2 separate regions of the Homo sapiens genome follow, and region 1 is linked to region 2. A link is a loop called in an ENCODE intact Hi-C map of the cell type or tissue named here. Cell type or tissue: psoas muscle. All regions are shown on one strand. Links, peaks and the distances in the headings refer to the core of each region. The heading gives the core; the rest is flanking DNA.

What was found. Hi-C counts contacts between places; a loop is a spot of excess contacts. Peaks named below come from ENCODE experiments on the same cell type or tissue, not always from the same donor. Only the 100,000 strongest peaks of a DNase experiment are listed, where the experiment ranks them.
Region 1: it touches region 2 in a loop (2.3-fold over the local background); 16 of 110 quality-filtered maps call a loop at or near these places.

Annotation. Positions count from the first base shown.
Region 1 is chr5:96,993,256-97,002,459 of GRCh38, reverse strand. It overlaps LNPEP (leucyl and cystinyl aminopeptidase), which reads right to left. Exons shown (of 18, transcript NM_005575.3): 6 at 8,489-8,643; 7 at 5,957-6,070; 8 at 4,315-4,446. Among named protein-coding and RNA genes, the nearest start is that of LNPEP, 62 kb to the right of the region's middle. In psoas muscle, for the core only: a CTCF peak has its summit at 5,001 (motif pointing left); no DNase peak of the experiment used is centred there.
Region 2 is chr5:96,748,500-96,757,703 of GRCh38, reverse strand. It overlaps CAST (calpastatin), which reads right to left. Exons shown (of 32, transcript NM_001750.7): 19 at 9,091-9,186; 20 at 7,022-7,117; 21 at 3,543-3,644; 22 at 2,963-3,046; 23 at 210-260; 24 at 50-121. Among named protein-coding and RNA genes, the nearest start is that of ERAP1, 55 kb to the left of the region's middle. In psoas muscle, for the core only: a CTCF peak has its summit at 5,072 (motif pointing left); no DNase peak of the experiment used is centred there; H3K27ac peaks cover 916 bases.

The DNA of each region.
Region 1 (9,204 bases), core at 538-8,537, 240 kb before region 2:
CTCACTGTTGTCCCCAACAGTCCTTTCTCTTCTGCATCACCAACTTTTCCCTTCATACTGTAACATGCCCATTAACAAAACAAAAACGATGTAACATTCCTAATTTTAAACAAATAAAAGACTCTCTACCTTTCCCTAACTTCACCCTCCTCGTTACCAACTCGTTACCGTGCTGTTTTTTTGTTCCCCCATTGTAGTAAAACTCCTCAAAAGAGTTGTCCTCAATTTGCCATCTCCATTTGCTCTCTTTCCATTTTCTCTTGAGCCATCTTCTAATCATCACTCTACTGTAAGTATTTATTTATTTATTTATTTATTTTGAGATGAAGTCTCACTCTTGTCACCCAGGCTGGAGTGCAGTGGTGCGACCTCCACTCACTACAACCTCCGCCTCCTGGGTTCAAGCGATTCTCCTGCTTCAGCCTCCTGAGTAGCTGGGATTACAGGCACCACCACCACGCCCAGCTAATTTTTGTATTTTTAGTAGAGACGGGGTTTCACCATGTTGGACAGACTGTTCTTGAACTGCTGACCTCAGGTGATCCACCCACCTTGGCCTCCCAAAGTGCTGGGATTACAGGCGTGAGCTACCATGCCCGGCCGGAAGTATTTTTATCAAGGTCACTGGTAAACTTCCTGGTGCCATACAAATGTGAATTCTCAGGCTCATCTTATCAACCTATTGATAGCATTTGATATAACTGATCACCTGCTCCTCCTTGAGAGCTGCAAGACACTACTCTTGATTCTCTCCCTATTCACTGGCCATCCTTCTCGGTCTCGTCTACTGAATCCTCCTCATCTTCCAATGAAGAAAGTGTGTCCTTGCATCTGATCTTTGGACCCCTTTTCTCTATCTAAATTTCCTTCCTAGTTGATCTCCCAACTCCAAGGTTTCCAAATGATCCCCTGATTTATATATCTAATCAGACTTCTTCCCCCTTGAATTTCAGACCCATATCCAACTGCCTGTGTGGTATCTCCATTTGGATATCTAATCCATATCTCATAGTCACTTAGAAATGGAAGTTTCTTCCCCCTTCTTTCCCTAAACCTACTTCTAAAGCAGTCTTCTCCATTTCAGCAAATGGCAACTCCATTTTTCCAGTTGTTCAGGTAAAAATCTTAAAGTTACCCTGACCCCTCTCTCGTATTTCATATCTAATCCATGAACAAATTCTACTGGATCAATCTTTAAAACACACTCCAAGTCCAGTTGTACCTCCATCACCTTCACAACTTCCACCCTTGTCCAGGCTACCATTATCTCGCCACCCATCTATTACAATAACTTCCTAACTAGTCCTCTTTACTCCATGTACTGTTGAAGACTAGAGTGATCTTTTACAAAATAAGCCATATCACGGTACTTTCCTGATCAAATTGCTTTTCGTTTCACTTAGAATAAAATCAAGGTCCTTACTATGGCTTAGCAGACCCTATAATAATCTGGCCTCTTACAGTCCCTCTAACTTCATCTACTACTTTCTCCTCTGCTTACTCTACTTCAGATAACACTGGATCCTTGCTGGTGCTTGAACATGCAAAGCAACCTTTTATCTCAATCTCGTATCTCTCTCAATCTCATATCTCATGTGGGGGTCCCCAAGACCAGTTCCAGGTTTGATGATGCACTAGAAGGATTCACAGAACTCAGCATATAGTCATACTCACTGCTATGATTTATTACGGTGAAAAGATATGAAGTAAAATCAGCTAAGAAAAAAGATGCATGGGACAAAGTCCAGAGGAAACCAGGCACAAACTTCCAAGTCCTCTCCCAGTGAATCATGCAGGATGCACTTAATTCCTCCAGAAAGTTGTGACAGCATGTGTGAAATGCCATCTACCACGGATGATCATCAGAGATTCAGCACCCAGGCTGTTTACTGTGGGCTAGTCACGAAGGTACCTTCTGCCTAGCACATACCAAAACTCCAGACACCCAGAAGGAAATCACATTTTCAGCATAAACTACATTGTTTAGGCACAGTGAGCCACTCTTATGCAATAGTGGGAAATTTCCCAAAACCCAAGTTCCCACATGCCACCCAAGGGCCAACCTTGCAAGCAGGTCTTTCAAAGAATAGCAGTCTCAGGCCTCCTATATTAATTCTTTTCTGCACACAAGCACTATACATTGGTTATTTCTTCTACCTGGAATATTCTTCCCCAAGAAAACCACATTCCTCATGCCTTAGATGGTGTTCAAATGTCACCATACAGGAGGGCTTCTCAACCACATTATATTATAAACACCATTTCCTTTGTCATTCTCATTTCCCTTATCATGCTTTATTTTCATATTAGCACTTATTACTTAACACAATACCTACTTATTCATTCATTTGTATACAGTCAGTCTCTACCTTTGACCCCTGAAATGGAAACTTCACAAAAGAGACAAAGTCCACCTTGTCCCCTGATATAACCCCAGCACCTAGAACAATGGCTGGTATATGGTTAGTATTTGTAAGATTTGCTAAATGAATGAATTCTTGCAAGGCAACCTGCATCAGAATTAGGCTTGATGATTATAAAGACCAAACAGAATATGTCTGCTAAACGTATTTCCCTGCTGGTGCTTACCTTCTTGCACACAATACTGATAAGTTATCTAGTATCCCACTTCTCTTAATTACACAGAATATTTTTGCCAAATTCCCAATTCTGAAACAAGTAGTTACCATGTTGACAGGGGTTGACAATGATATGGAAACTACATATTCAGAAGACACTGAATTCTGGGTTTAGAGGGTTTGGGTCAGTGGCAGACAGAACTCTGTTATGACTCTGTTCTGTTATTATATAATGAACTTAGAGCATTTTAAGCAGGTTTTCAAATCCTGAAATAACTGCTCTAAGTTTGGTATAATAACAGAACCTCAAGTTTTAAATTTTCTTTATTGACAGGTCCACTATGGTCTTCAAAAATCACACCAGTAGCTCTAATTGGAATAGATTTAATATAGCTAACTGAACTCCTGATTTTCTTGTTTGTTAATAGTACCTGTACAATAATTCTTCTTGTCAGTCAGGTTTGAACCTGAAAAACATTTCTGCCTCTTTCTTTACTGGCCTTACCCTGTCACTAATACTTTAAGTACTTTCCCTGCCCAGTATTTTTTATACCCATTGTTTTCTTTCCACCCTTACTAGCACTCCTCATTTCAAACTTTTACCATTTCATGCCTGGACTTTAGCAGCAATTTCCTGACTTTACGTTTCTCCCCACTTAAATCTACTTTATAAACTGAAACCAAAATACTTTTCCTAAATAGTAACTTTAATCAAGTCATTCCTCTGTTCAAAAGTCTTTTCAAGCTTCCTGTTGCATAGGAAAAAAATAATTCCTTATGGTATCCAGAGCCTTCTACAACTGGGCCCCACTCAACTTTCTCTTCTTTTCCCTCTTCACGTGTGGCTTCCACTGTGGTCAAACACTGACTCTCTGAAAAAACATCACTTGCCCATTAGTACTTCATTTTCTTTGCAGACCTCATTGTTCCATTCCTGCCCTACCCTATACTTCACATTCCTCTTTACCTATATTTTAATTATTTAAGCCAACTCAATTCCCATTTACCTCCCAAAAGTTTCTCTTCCTTATCCTAGGCAAAAATTCTGTCCCACTCAGCACATATTACCTCTCTTATTGCTCCACAAGTACCAACCATCTGAACTTTCAGCTACTTGATGACATAGACTGTATCTCACACATTTTGTGTATTTTCTTCTCTATCTTGTCTGACAGCCATAACATTCATCCCTCCCCACAACATAAATGTGAATGACACCGTTATCACTATTCTTCTATTCTCCGACCTATGGTGATCCGAATGGGGTTTAACATTCTGCTTTTTCTTTACCTTGAAACCCAGGGCGTGTGTTTCAGATTCTAAAATCGAATCTTCAATTCTTAAAATCTCTTTTTGCTTACTTGTTTTGGCAGTCCTGACCTGACAGCATACCTCAATTCTGAGTAACACAGCCAAGAGCTTACTTAGGACCTTCTCTGAACATATTCTACCTGTAGATCTGGAGAGTAAACTGACTTTAAAAGATGCATCGCTATAAGATCTGGTTAATTGTCTGGAATACTAGTCATACAACTTAAGTTAGAGTCAGAGAAAGAAAAAAACCCACAAAAAAGTTATGACCAAGATTTATACAGAAGCAAACATTTTATAGTTTACCATTAATACCTGAAAAACATTTAATCTTTAAAATAATCTAAATCACACAGCTTGCTCACATACGAAATTATACGAAATTTTAAACCCACTCCAGCTACCTTTTTGTTCACAGCAATACCTTAAAATAGGAAAGAGAATCAAACATTTCTTCAATTTGTTCTGAAGACTGAACAGATGATGATATTGGATGAGATGAATTTAAGGAATCTTTCTTCATGGTTTTAAATCGAGCATCTAAGAAATCTTCATACTGTCAAAAAATGAAAAGATTAGAATATCACAAGTAGTATCAAATGCAAAAGTATAGTAAATTATTTATGTGAATTAGACTAATTAGTGTGAAATATCATTAGGAAAAAATGACCAGTGTCACTAAACTTCAGGATATAAGCTTTCAAAAATGTAGGAAGATTGTAAACTTCATGAATATTCCTTAAATTTAAAGATACAATTATAACCTGGCCACATTAAAATTAGCATTTCCTAAACAACAGCATATGGGAAAATTAAGAATCTATTACCAAAGTAAACAAATGCCAACTCTGAGTATCCAAGATGAATATTCTAAAAAGGTTAGCATATATTTTTTTAAATGAAACTTGAAATTTAAAAAGAGAAAGAACAAAAACTGGTCCTTACGCTGATTTCTTATATATAGTCTAGAATTTCTACTAAGAAAATATACATTTCCCTTACCTGAGGTCGGTTTTAAATAAAATGTAACTCTTAAACAGAAATAATTCTTTAAGAGCTCAGCAGATGAGCTCCCCTAGAACATGTATTAGACCTTTTTACACATTCTGGGCACCACCAAGTGGTCAAACTGTGTATCTCATTACTTAATTAAGTAGTATACATGGATTTAGAATATCTTTCTTAGTATTCTAGCTACCACTTGATATTAATTAACATCAATTAATTTCCCCTACCACTTGAAATTTTTCAACAAGCCCTATCTAAAATTTCAAATCAAAAGCTCTTAAGAGTACTTCTGTTTTAAAAGCCATCTTGGATTATAACATCAGGAAGTTTAATAGAAAGTCAAAAAATTTGGGGGTTGGAAGGTATCTTTACACTTTCCCACCTATTGTTTGAATTATCTTGACAATATCTGTCATATCATGGCCTAGTGTGTTTGAATATCCCTAAGTACTGGAAATATTTCCCAAGAGTCTAATACCATAGTGACACCACTATTATACTTCTCTGTACTGAAACGGTATTCCTTGTCTTTGGAAAAAGGCATAAAATGTGGTTTGTACCTTAAAAAGGGCAAATTATTTATTTGTACCAAGCTATATATCACTATCACAAGAATGTACACAGTGATAATAGAGAAACAGTATTGCTATAAAATGTTTTAATTTTTTATCTAATTTTTACACAGGATAAAAAAGTTTAAATTTTACACAGGATAAAAAAATTTTAATTAGACTTTGCAACTTTAAATTCCTGCAAGCAGAAGAACTATAGCTGTTTAAAAGAAAATGTTGCAAAACAATTTAAAATGTTCATCTTAATGACAAAAATATAAAATAATCTTATATAATTTCAGTTTTGAATGAAACACATCAGTAAATAATAGCATCCCTTTCATTGTCAAATCTCAAAAGGTATAGATATCAATAACCAAAGTCAAGTTTGGCATACCTTCCTAGAAACATTTTCATTACTCCAGATGCACAGAAAATACATGAAAATGTGATTTGACTATTTTTCCTCCTAGCATTCATAGTAGGCCAAAGAAACCCTGTACTTACACTAGAAAGCTCTTTGAATATTTTTTCCAAAGAGAAATACTCCATGAAAGTGGCAAAACCTTCATTTAGCCATAGGTCATTCCACCACTTCATTGTTACCAGATTGCCAAACCACTGGGGGGAGAGAAAACAATTAACCCACAGGATATTTACAGCCTCAGGAATTTTTTAAATAATTGGCTGAAGTGTCATATTAATTATCTATAACCTGATTACAATATCTTAAAGATATACTGATACTATAGTTAAAACAAACTATATTCAAATTAATTTAGAACTTACAAAAGTTGTATAAATTTACTTTAAAAATAAAATATAATTTTTAATCTTTTACCTTAACTGAATGGGAAACAAGCAAGAAAGGTTATTAGCATATTTATCAATGTAACAAACATGCAATATAGCATGAATATAGGGAAATAAAAACTTTTTTCGGCCACCTCATAAAGTGAGATTTCCAAGATAATGACATTTTTCTACCTTCTAATATCAAGTTAGTAAGATTATTTTCCATTGTATCTACAACCACCCATGACAACTAAAAAGTCTCTATGTGAGAGATTTTCCTGTAATCAGAAAGCCTATACTTTGTTTCTCCTCAGTTGCCCAAATTGAAGACAGTATATGCATGATTCAAAACAGAATTCAAACAACATTCCTTAAGACTAAGTTGACATATACAGGCTGGGCATCGTGGCTTACACCTGTAATCCCAGTGCTTTAGGAGGGCAAGGCAGGAGGATTGCTTAAGGCCAGGAGTTCAAGCCAGCATGGGCAACATAGAGAGACTCTGTCTCTACAAAAAAATTAAGCCAGGCATGGTGATGTATGCCTGTTGGCCTAGCTACTCGGGAGGATGAGGCGGGAGGATCAGTTGAGCCTAAGAGTTCAAAATTGCAGTGAGCTATGATCATGCCACTGCATTCCAGCCTGGGTGACAGAGTGAGATCTTGTTTCTTTAAAAACAAAAAAAAAAAGATGGCATATATAAACAAATGAAGTCAGAAAGAGCTTTAAATATTTTCTTCTATGAGGTAGTAAAAAGAAAAGAAAAAGGAAAAAAATAATAGGAGATTCTCCTTAAAAAATGTATCTAAAAAAATCCTTGAAATGAAAAGTAGTTGTAAAATATGTAATTTGGTCAGTGTGGTCTTGGGCTTATCTCAAATCAGCAGCGAAAGGACGAGGTTACTGCATAAAACAAAACACCTTTGAGAATTACAATAACATTTTTCTAAGATATTATTTTAAAACCTGTTTCAGAGGAAGATGATTTCTAAGTCCTAAAGAGGAAATAACAGAGAAATACTCCCAAATGGTGATGGGTGGCTTCAGAAATAACAGACCTAGAGGAGATCCCCCAAAAGACATCTTATCTATATGACCTATTTTTTTTTGAGATGGAGTTTCACTCTGTTGTCAGGCGGGAGTGCACTGGTGCAAACTCGGCTCACTGCAACATCTGCCTCCTGGGTTCAAGTGATTCTTTTGCCTCGGCCTCCCAAGTAACTAGGATTACAGGCATGCACCACCACGCCCAGCTAATTTTTGTATTTTTAGTAGAGACGGGGTTTCACCATGTTGGCCAGGATGGTCTTGATCTCCTGACCTTGTGATACGCCTGCCTCCGCCTCTCAAAGTGCTGAGATTACAGGCGTGAGCCACTGCATCTGGCCCATGCCCTATTTTTAAAGCAAATGAGAATGTGCTCATATGCCAGCTTGTCATGAAGTCTTCACAAAGGCTAGATTCATATAAGGTGTTTGATGTAGAAAATAAGCTGACCAGAATACATCCTATTCATATCCTGCCACTGTCATGACATCACCCAAACCATACCCAATGCTAGTTAAGCACCTCATCTAGGGCAAAATAGAGACAAGGTGTTAGGGAAGAATGGGGGTGTTATGTACCCATATAATTTTCTTTCTTTCTCTCCATGTCATACAAACAGTACCCTTTGCCATTTTCTCAGAAACCCCCTCTCCAAAATTAACAGAGAACCCCATTCCGGCAGGAGATGAAAAAAAAAAAAAAATCCAGCCCTGACAGCTACAGTTTGAGTTGTCAGAAGGGTGCAACTTAGGGAAAGAGATTCTTCCCCACAAAGTTATACTGGGCAATGGGCATTTGTCATAGGTGATGCAGCTGTGTATTACTGAGGGGGAAAAAGAGATCTTGAAGAGATAGTGGCTCTTCATGGCCCAGTGCTGCCACTTATTAGCTGTATGACTTATGGCAAGCCATTTATTTAAACTGAGTCTCAGTTTTCACATATGTAAAATGTGATTAATACCCACCTTAGAGAAGTTGCGAAGTAAGACAGATGTGAAAATGCTTTAACCTGTAAAGTCAAACATCTGATAGCATTTTCATTTGAAAATGAAGTTTGTGTTTAAAAAGCATCTTTCTATTATAAAAGAAGGCAATGCTTAAAAAAAAAAAGAATTATTAGCATCTAAATGCTAACAATAACTCCAGGACATGAAGTAGACCACAGGTGTGACACAGAACAGCCTTGGTTGCTAATACCTGGTGGGCCAGCTCATGAGCAATGATTTTAGTCACCAGCTTTCTATCCGCCATTGAAGAAGTGTTACTGTCATACAGAAGTGTCTCCTCTCGGAAGGTGAGCAAACCCCAATTTTCCATTGCTCCTGCTTCAAAGTCAGGAATAGCCACCAAATCTGGACATAACAGGAAATAAGTGATCAACTTTCCCTCATCTTAGGCATTTTCTACTCAAAGTATTTTATTCAATGGTTTATCACTGTGAAAGCAATGAATTCTTTTTATACTCACAATAAATGGAATCTTCCTTATTCTAGCTCTGTATGCTCTCTACCCACATGTCAGCTGAGGAAGACCTGTTCAAACCCTTTTAGAGTCACTGTTCCACTGTCCCTTAGTGAAGAAAGAGATGCCTAATTCCTTTACAATCAATCAGCTTCCCAGAGCAAGAAGGACAAAGTTCACGGCCAATACTCTACTCTCTAGGACTAGCTCCATGTTGAACAGCACTGAAATGTTCTTGCTTTCCTGAGCTCCCGTTACTCAGTTTTTATTATTTAAATAGGGTATTTCTTGGAAGTTAGAATTAGTCAAATTGCAGACTAAGCCATAAGCAAATTCCCACTTATACAGCACCTTTTTAGCAGCCCTATAAACTTAAGTGTTTTAAGCTCCAACTTCAGATATATTCATGAAATCTAAATAATCTTAACAAATACAAACAATTTTTAAAGCAT
Region 2 (9,204 bases), core at 514-8,513:
AAAAAAAAAAAAAAAACTAAAGAAATAAAACCAAGAGTTTTGGACTTACAAGAGATGAAGCATTTTGTGGACCAGAGAAGTCCTCAGACAAAGCATCCAGAAGGAAGTCTTCACTCATGGGCTGCAAGAACCAGGAAATGTATCAACAAACACCATTGCAATCAGGGCCAAAAGGAAAAGATATCCTCAGAGAAAACTGGTTTGCTTACTGGAAGCTGTTCCTTAGACTCTTTTGGCAGGAGTGGCTTTCCATCTTTATCCTATCCGGGGGGGAAAACACATGGCATGAAATCATTTTACATTTTATCCAAAGTATGAAACCTTGTAAACATTACAAAGGGTCTACAGGTTATACTTGCTGTTGTACATTTTAAATTAGATCCATCATGTCACGAAGGATTCTCTCACCAGAGAATATGCTCTAATTAGTTCATGGCAACAAACAGCTCACAAGCACCAGGCATTCCTGAGTCACGGGGGCTGCACACTGGATGAGGTATGGCTTGTGACCTCAGAAGCCTAGAGACTATCACAGCAGGAAAACGTGAAAGTCAGCATAGTGTGGTATGTGGTGCTGTGACTGGGGTTTGCAGGACAGTGTGGGATAAGCCCTTTACCTACATGGGGGTGGGCTTTGTAGAGGTTGTCTGGAAAATGCTGGTTAACCTTGTAAGCCACACATCTAACTCATATGCAAGGACTACATGCCAAGCCCTGACCTAAGTAAGCATTGGCAATACAACAGAAAATCGCACAAAGGCCTTGCCCTCAGGGAGTTTAACCTGTCAGTGAAACGCTCTGCAACTTATGGTTCAGATTAGGTCAAGCTGTTTATGACTCCAAGTGCCACATTTGAGTAACACGACAAAATGAAGAAAGCATGCGGGGCTCTTTAGTAAAAGGAGATCTATATACTAATAGTAAATCCCATTTATCCACCTACACAAAAATAAGTAAATACAAAGATATACATATATATGAATATTTCACCTGAGAAACTGGTTAAGGTTGGTTTTTGTTTCATTGAAAATGTGAAGTGCAATGGTTTAGAGGTACAAGTTGAGTATCCCTAATCTGAAAATCTGAAAACAATTTAAATGCTCCAAAATTTGAAACTTTTTGAGTGCTGACCTGACAACTCAAAGGAAATGCTCACGGGGGCATTTTGGATTTTCAGACTAGGGCTGCTCAACAGATACGAGGCAAATATTCCAAAATCCAGAAAAGTCTGAAATCTGAAACAGTTCTGGTCCCCAGGCATGTCAGATGAGGGATATTCAACTTGGATCACCTGTTTCCCTCATGACTGACTTTTGCCTTCTGACCATTCTTCAGGTACAGGGGAAAGCTGAACCTGGGCTTGTTCTCCACCATCTCTTAGCTGTAAAGGCAGAAAATTTCCTAAGTGATGCCTGGGACTCTGGGAGCACTTTTGCTCCCTACTCAAACTGAAATCGATTTTCCATCACTGCGTCATTCTGCGTCTGGAAGGGGAGGTTGTGGCCTGCCCTCGGGGAGCCAAATCTCACTGAGGAGACCTGATGGGAACATAGCTGGTGAATACCAACATAGGATTTAAATGAGATGAAGCTAGTGCCTGAAAATGTTATTAATAGGTAACTAATAACGTGTGAGGTAAGTCAGAGGAGGATGAAATGACTACAGAATAAAGTGATCAGGGACTGTGAATCAACTGCTTCCTTAAACACTACTACTAAATTCAGTAAAGGGAGAGAGCAAATCACCAACCAATCACCTATCATGAAGAGAGTTTACCTGCACTTGACCAGCCTCTACTGAATGGGCACTCAGTGGAGACAGAACATGTGGCCCTTAGCATGCTCTCTAGGAACTTTGCAAAGCAATGTACAAATGAGCCCAAATTAATAGAAACGCTATGGCTGCAACTGAATTGTAAAACTCAGGAAGCAAATATAAAGGTTTCCAGAATAATAAACTTTCAATCACGGATAGTTCAGTCTAGTTCCCGTGTCTGCTAAATAAATGGGCTAGTGCACATGGATGAGTGAGAAGCATGAATTTGATTTTCTAGAATTGTTAATGAAGTTTAGTTGAATACTCTTTCAAATCCTGGCCTGCTACAAAGATGACTGACATTGTTCAACTGTCCACGAATCCGCCTCATTTAAGTGACTGCACTTAAACCACAGGACTCATAATGGGGTCTTCCCCCTTGTTGTGTACAATCTGTACTTTCAAAATAGAAGAAATGGGGCAACTTAACACTATACTCAATGTTAAATAGGTTCTCTTATTTTTCCAACTTATATCTGAAAGTTGCAAATTTTTCTTATATAAAGTAATTGTTCCTTATTTTATTTTTTTTCATTTTTTACTTCTTTTTGAGTTAGGGTCTCGCTCTGTCACCCTGGCTGGAGTGCAGTGGTACGATCATGGCTCACTGCAGCCTCTACCTCCTGGGCTCAAGTGATCCTCCCACTTCAGCCTCGCAAGTACCTGGGACTACAGGCACATGCCACCATGCCTAATTTTTTTGATTTTTTTGTAGAGACAGGGTCTCATTATGTTGCCCAGGCTAGTCTTGAACTCCTGGGCTCAAGAGATGCTCCTGCCTTGGCCTTCTAAACTTCTGGGATTATAGGCATGAGCCACCATGCCCGGCCTATTCCTCATTTTAGTTCTCCTATCTACACAAGGTTTTTTAATATTTCTGGTATTGTAACAAGCTGTGGGTTAGAAAGGAAAACATTAGGTAGCTTAGACATTAGATTTCTTTCACTTGAGGATCAAGTCTACTTAGGAATATTTTAGCTTTGTATCTGGTGTTCTAACACTATTAGTAGTAGACTAATACTATTTGGTGTTTGAAATATGAAGAAACAAGATCTTTATATTCCAGTTCTGTTCCCAAGTACCTTTGTTCTGTGTATGAATTCAGTATGAATTAAAATAAAATAGAAAAAGACTCCAGCCTGTTTACCTTGACCTCTTCTAATCTATAATCAGGAGGAATTGTTTCTTCTTTTTCACCAAGCTTTTCACGGTCTTCTTCTTTGGCCTTCTCCTGAGAAAAATTATACCATTTTCATTGTTAGCATGTTTTTTTCTCTCCATAAAATTCATGCCTGAGTGACTAGATTTGAGGTAAACAAATCTATCATTAGGTTAGGAAGTACATATGACCGTATGCTTAGTGCTCCTACAGCAACTTCATCTGGCAGACTCAGGCACCAGCAGAAAGCCTGCTGGGATGCAAGACAGCTGTGAGGAGCAGCAGGCAGCTGCCCCTTCCTTCCCAAGTCCCAGCAATGTCAATGCAGGTGGGCAAAGATGAGACTCAGAGGCCTCCGGTCTGTGCATGTCGACCATCCACTGTGGGGGTTCAACACTGCAGCTTATTCAGGTTTAGCTTATTAAACAGGATATGCACAATAATAGAAAAAGCCAGCTGGTCATGTTTTACAGGAAATATAAAAAACAAAACAAATGACTAACTTATTTGCAGGGGGAGAAGGTGATCAATGATATTTATTTTCCAGAAGCATCTCAGTTGCCATTACCTTGACTTTATCCATCACAGGTTTTCCATCTTCTGGATCTGCTTCCTTTTTCCCCAGGCTATCAGCCAAGGCTTCTACAGCATCATCTGGCACTGTGCCCTTCTGAAAGTGCATTAGTGGATATATTAAGTAGGTGGTTAATCACTCCCTTTAAAACATATGCTATCAATTCAGAAAGGCATATCATTATTTCAGATAAAAGGCACACGCTATCTTTTAATAACTCGAGTTATCAACTGAATTAGAATCTATGTTTAAAAAACAAAACGTTTAACATTCGAGCAAATTTCTTATATTAAACATTGTGTGCAAATTATATGTTGATAATGTGAAACTTACGAGACCTGACCCAGAGTTGGTTTAGAAATAAGAAAGACAATGGACTGAGGTGTATCACAGATAAGTTGCATACCAGGAAAAAAGAAAGACGTGGTCTTTATGGAGATCATTCCATAGACGGCACAGGAAAGATTTTCAGAGAGCCCACAAGAGGCCATTCCTCTCCATTTCCTGTGGGACAGCCTGGCTTGTCTCAGAAGAGGAGGCTCGGAAGCCTGTTTTCTCCACAGGGCTTCTACTGACCAAAGGAGTTTCAGGGCTGGTTCTGATGACTCTGCCTGTGACCAACTAACCTGAATGGCACAGTGAGAACTGTCTACCTGTGGTCCGATTGTTCAAAATGAAATGTACTCCCCCAAATGTAATGAACTCTGGCCATGCTGGTATTTAAAATCACACTGGTGAACACAGAGGACGAATGGTGTCAAGGGAAAATAAAGGGAATCGTCTGTACATTAGTAGGTCATAAGAATCAACTTAATGGTTCATGGCCAGGACTTTTCTTTTTTAATGAAGAGAACAGGACCAGGCACAGTGGCTCACACCTGTAATCCATCACAGCATTTTGGGAGGCCAAGGCAGGAAGATTGTTTGAGCTCAGGAGTTTGAGACCAGCCGGGGCAACACAGTGAGATCCCATCTTTACAAAAAGTTTTTAAAAATTAGCCAGGCATGATGGTGCATGCCTGTAGTCCCATCTCCTCAAGAGGCTGAGGTGGGAGGATTGCTTGACCTCAGGAGGTTGAGGTTGCAGTGAGCCGAGATCATGCCATTGCAGTCCAACCTGGATGACAGAACGAGACTCTGCCTCAAAAAAAAAAAAATGTAAGAGTGTGTGTGTGTGTGTGTGTGTGTGTGTGTATAAAATGCATCATACATAGAAGGGATAAATACTATTCTTTAAACTGTTGCTTCCAGTGTATGGGGATGGGGTTGCAATATCAATGAATTTCCCACTGTTGGTCTTGGTCAAACAAAAATGTAAAAGGCCTTGGGTCAAACAATCTCAGAGTTTAATCTTATTATTAAAATCTCTGACCTCACAATGAGCACCTATTAAAATTTTAGAGTAAAACTGTATTTCTGTTTTATATTTTAGCCATGATTTCAAGTAAGAAAAGCTGTTTTTCTGATAAACTGCACTGCAAAAGGAAAGATCACCAAAGAAAAGTGATTTAGCACCACCTAGTGGCTGAATACTGCATGGGTTTTATTCCCAAGAGCTACCAAAAAAAAAAAAAAAAAAAAAAAAAAAAAAAATCCCTGAGGTTATCCCTGAGGTTTCTAACCTGTTTGGGATTATACCTAAATTAAGTATTAAGTATTAAGAGTTGCAACACTCTAATCAAGGATATCAAGAGTTGCACTGGTACCCAAGTCTTATGCAAGCAATGTGAGTTGCTACATGATTTAAGACACCTGCTCACACTACAATTCTGTTTTCTCATACTCTATGCTACAGAATCTTTGGAAACCACTGCTTCCCCAAACCTGTGCCCTTTGCCAACCTCTTGCTTAAGAAATTACTGAAACAGTTAAAGAAAACCTAGGAGAAGAAGCAGACTTAAGAACAAAGGAATCTGGAAACAGGAGTAAGGACTAAAACTTCTATTTCTGTAGTATTTGATATTATCAAATTCACAACTACAACTCAGGTCTCTGGGTTTCCTTAATAAATTTTCTTTTATACACACAAGAACCACCTAGGGAACGCATTCATCTCCTTCCTCTGGTCTGTCTTCCTTTACTCTCTAATCTTCATGCCTTTCTTGAGTCCTCTGACCTTTATTACACTCTACAGCTATTCTTTCTGGCGTTCGAGGGTGTCACAATCCCAGAAATGCCAACTGCCTCAGTGACAGTAACCTGGGCAACCATGGCCAGAGTTGGTGGGGTTAAGGCCCTGGAAAGGAGGACGGGGAAAGGGAAAACAAGAGCTTTTTGTTTTGTTCTGGTTTGTCTGCTTTCTAACAATCCAATGCTCAGCTCTACAGTCAGGGTAAAGTTGAAAAGGAATTGAGCCCTCTAAAGCCCGGGCAGTCACACTTGGCAGATGAGGCAGGTGGTGCAGGTGCAGGTTTTGGTTACAAGAGTTCTACTGGGGAATGCTGGCTATTGTTGTTTTGACTCCAATCACAGCCTCTTTGCCTGCTTTCTTCACCAGAGTCCTCCTAGAGTCCCTCCTCCTCTCCGGTTCTTTACCACTGTGGCCTAGCACACATGCTGTAAAAAGTACCTGAAGAGTACCCTGAAACCCCAAAAAACTGGGGAGGGCTCATATCCACACTAGTCTTGAAGACAGCTGAGAGCAGGGGCCATATCTTTCATCTCAACTGAGGCTCTGAAATATCAAGTGGATCAAGGTCAACTCAAAGCCTCATTTCCCTTATCTATTACAGGAAGATGATCAGGACAGACTTCATAGTGTCCTTGTGAAAATTTAATGAGAAGACATTGCAAAACATCTAGAGCAATGGCACAGCAGATGATGAAAGGTAGGTGTTCAGAGGGAAGATGTGCTAATTCTGTAGTAATGAAATACAATTGAAATATAATTCCATCAGATGTTATTCCCTGAGTCAAATTCAATCATTAACTAATGGAAAAAAAACACTAAAATCAAAAGGAAACAAAGATTCACCTTCTTAAATATCATACTTCATGTGAAAATTAGAAAGTGAGAGAGAAGCACGAAAAGAAGAAGGAAAGAGAAAGAAATTGAGTCAGTTTCACCTCCTGCAGTGGGAAGAGTGGGGAGGAATCATAATGATTTTACTGCATGTTATTCTACCAGGAAAGTCAGTAAAAAAGTAACTTTGGGCTTTCGGTGGAAATCCATATAGGCTTAAAAGATGCAGAGAAGTGAAAAGGCAGGATTATCCACAATAGCTGAGGAACTAGAATTTCAGAAGAGTAGAGAAAAATACAGTTGGGAGTAATTTAATTAAAAATTTAAATCTTAGTCTGAATTTCTACGACACCCCTGAAGCCCAAAGAAACAACAGATACTATAATGATATCAGATTTTATTTTTAATTTGTCAGGATAAGATAAAATGATGGTAATACACAGCAGAGAGTGACAGGAGGAGGCAGAAAACTTTCTCAAGCCACTGCTCAAATGCCCAGGGAGTCACTCACCAAGGTAGCCGGCTCAGGGGGTGCTGACTGTATACTACACATGGAGGTCCGACACACAGCCTCCGACACAGGAGCTGGAGCAGCGGCCTTAGATTCCTGAGGAAAGACACAAGTACTCTCAATAAGTTTAGAAATATTTGGTTAATAAGACTGAGTAATGGTAGACCAACAAGACACTCCGCTACATTATATGGTGTGAACATGATTCTCTTGAATACCTAAGGATTGCTAAATAGTAAATAAGTCAAAGCATGCTAAAACTCTTCAGCTGCCATTTTTTTCAACTTGGTTTTACTTCTCACCTTAGGCAGGTTACTGAAACTCGTGAAACTGAGTTTCCACATGTGTAAAATGAGAACAATGACAGTATCCACATCTGAAGGGTTGGTAAGAGGCCTATATAAGACAATGCAGGCAAAGTGCTATGCATAGTACCTGGGAACACAGTTAGCTCAATACATTTGAGCAATTATTGCTATTATTTCTATTATTTATTTGTCATTATGTATAACAAATATGCCTATTATGTAATATAGCATTATGTAAAATATTGTATTTATATAAACCTAAGAGCACTTTATATACAGCTATGTAGGAATGGAAGGTAGTAGTAATAAGCCACAAGTTTTGGAAGTGTAATCCCTGAACTAACAGCCTCAGCACCATAAGGGAACCTAGAAATGCGGATTCTTAGACCCCTGCCCCATGTACTAAGAAACTTTGGGGGTAGAGTCTAGCAGCCTGTGTTTAAAAAAAAACTCTCCAGATGATCCTGATGCATGCTAAAGTTTGAGAACCACTGTCCCATCTTATTTTATCACAAGAATAAAGTTTCAAGGCTGGGTGTGGTGGCTCATGCCTGTGATCCCAGCACTTTGGGAGGCCAAGGAGGGTGGATCACTGGAGTCCAGGAGTTTGAATCAGCCTGGGCAACATGGCCAAACCCCAGCTCTGCAGAAAATACAAAAATTAGCCAGGCATGGTGGCATGCACCTGTAGTCTCAGCTACTCAGGAGGCTGAGGCGAGAGAATTGCTTGGGCCTGGAAGATTGAGGCTGGAGTGAGCCAAGACTGTGCCACTACACTCCCAGCTGGGAGAGAGAGTGAGACCCTATCTCAAGAAAAAACAAAACAAAACAAACAAACAAAAAGAACAGAAGCAAACCTTTAAACAAATTGTTTTAAATCTAGACTTTTATGGAAGCCTATCCTATATGCAAGGTGCTCAGCAGATGGTCATTAATAGGATATGATCTCTTCGTTCAAGGAACTTACTACCCATTTAAACTTGGCATAAATGTTAGAGTTAAAGAGGGACTAAAACAGCTAAACTCTTCTTTGTAACAAAGGCTTTAATAGTGATATATAAAAAAAGAACTACAGATCCTCTGCCATGTTGTGTTCTGCTTAATAAAGGTTGGATGGATATAGCTTAGGGAGGGAAAAGCAGCAGATAAAGCCATATTTCAGCAGAGCCTTGAAAAGATGAGTAAGACTTTAGTTGATCTAGCATTAGAAAGAAAGGTCAATCAAGACAGAGGAACCAAGTGAGAAAAGCCAGGGATGCACACATACTTATTGTTCTGTTTACTGACACAGGGACACAGTTTGGTAGGAAAGAAAACTGGGTCAAGAATATGGTAATAGGAACTTTTTTTTGTAGGGATGGGAAACTCCTGGGGATAGAAGCAGAGGAATGACATAACTACAGACATGCTTGAGAAAGAATGAGTCCGGCGGACATGAAGGAGACTGCAGAAAGGCCACTGCAACCCAGAGGGGAGGGGTGGTGACAGTTCCAATCAGGTCAGTTACAGAAGCTGGGATAAGAAGGAAGGCATGGGTTCCAGAGCTTTCCGAAGGAGTCATTGCAGGACTTCAATTGCAAGAATATCAGGGTTAGGTTGGGGCAGAAAGCACATCCAAAAAGGAAGACAAAAATGACATGGAAAAAACGATGGCATATTGGGCTTTCTAACAGACTGCTTGATGCTAAAACAGTCTGTCTCACAATTTTTTTTTAAGATCACAAACCTCAAAACTAGAGATTTATATGTTTAGAAACATACTTCTGTCTTTTCAGTTGGCTTAGATGGTTTCTCTTTACATTCAGACCGGTCAAAATCTTCTGAAAGTTCATCAATGAGTTCTGATTCACTCCGAGGCTGTAATATAAGAAGTGC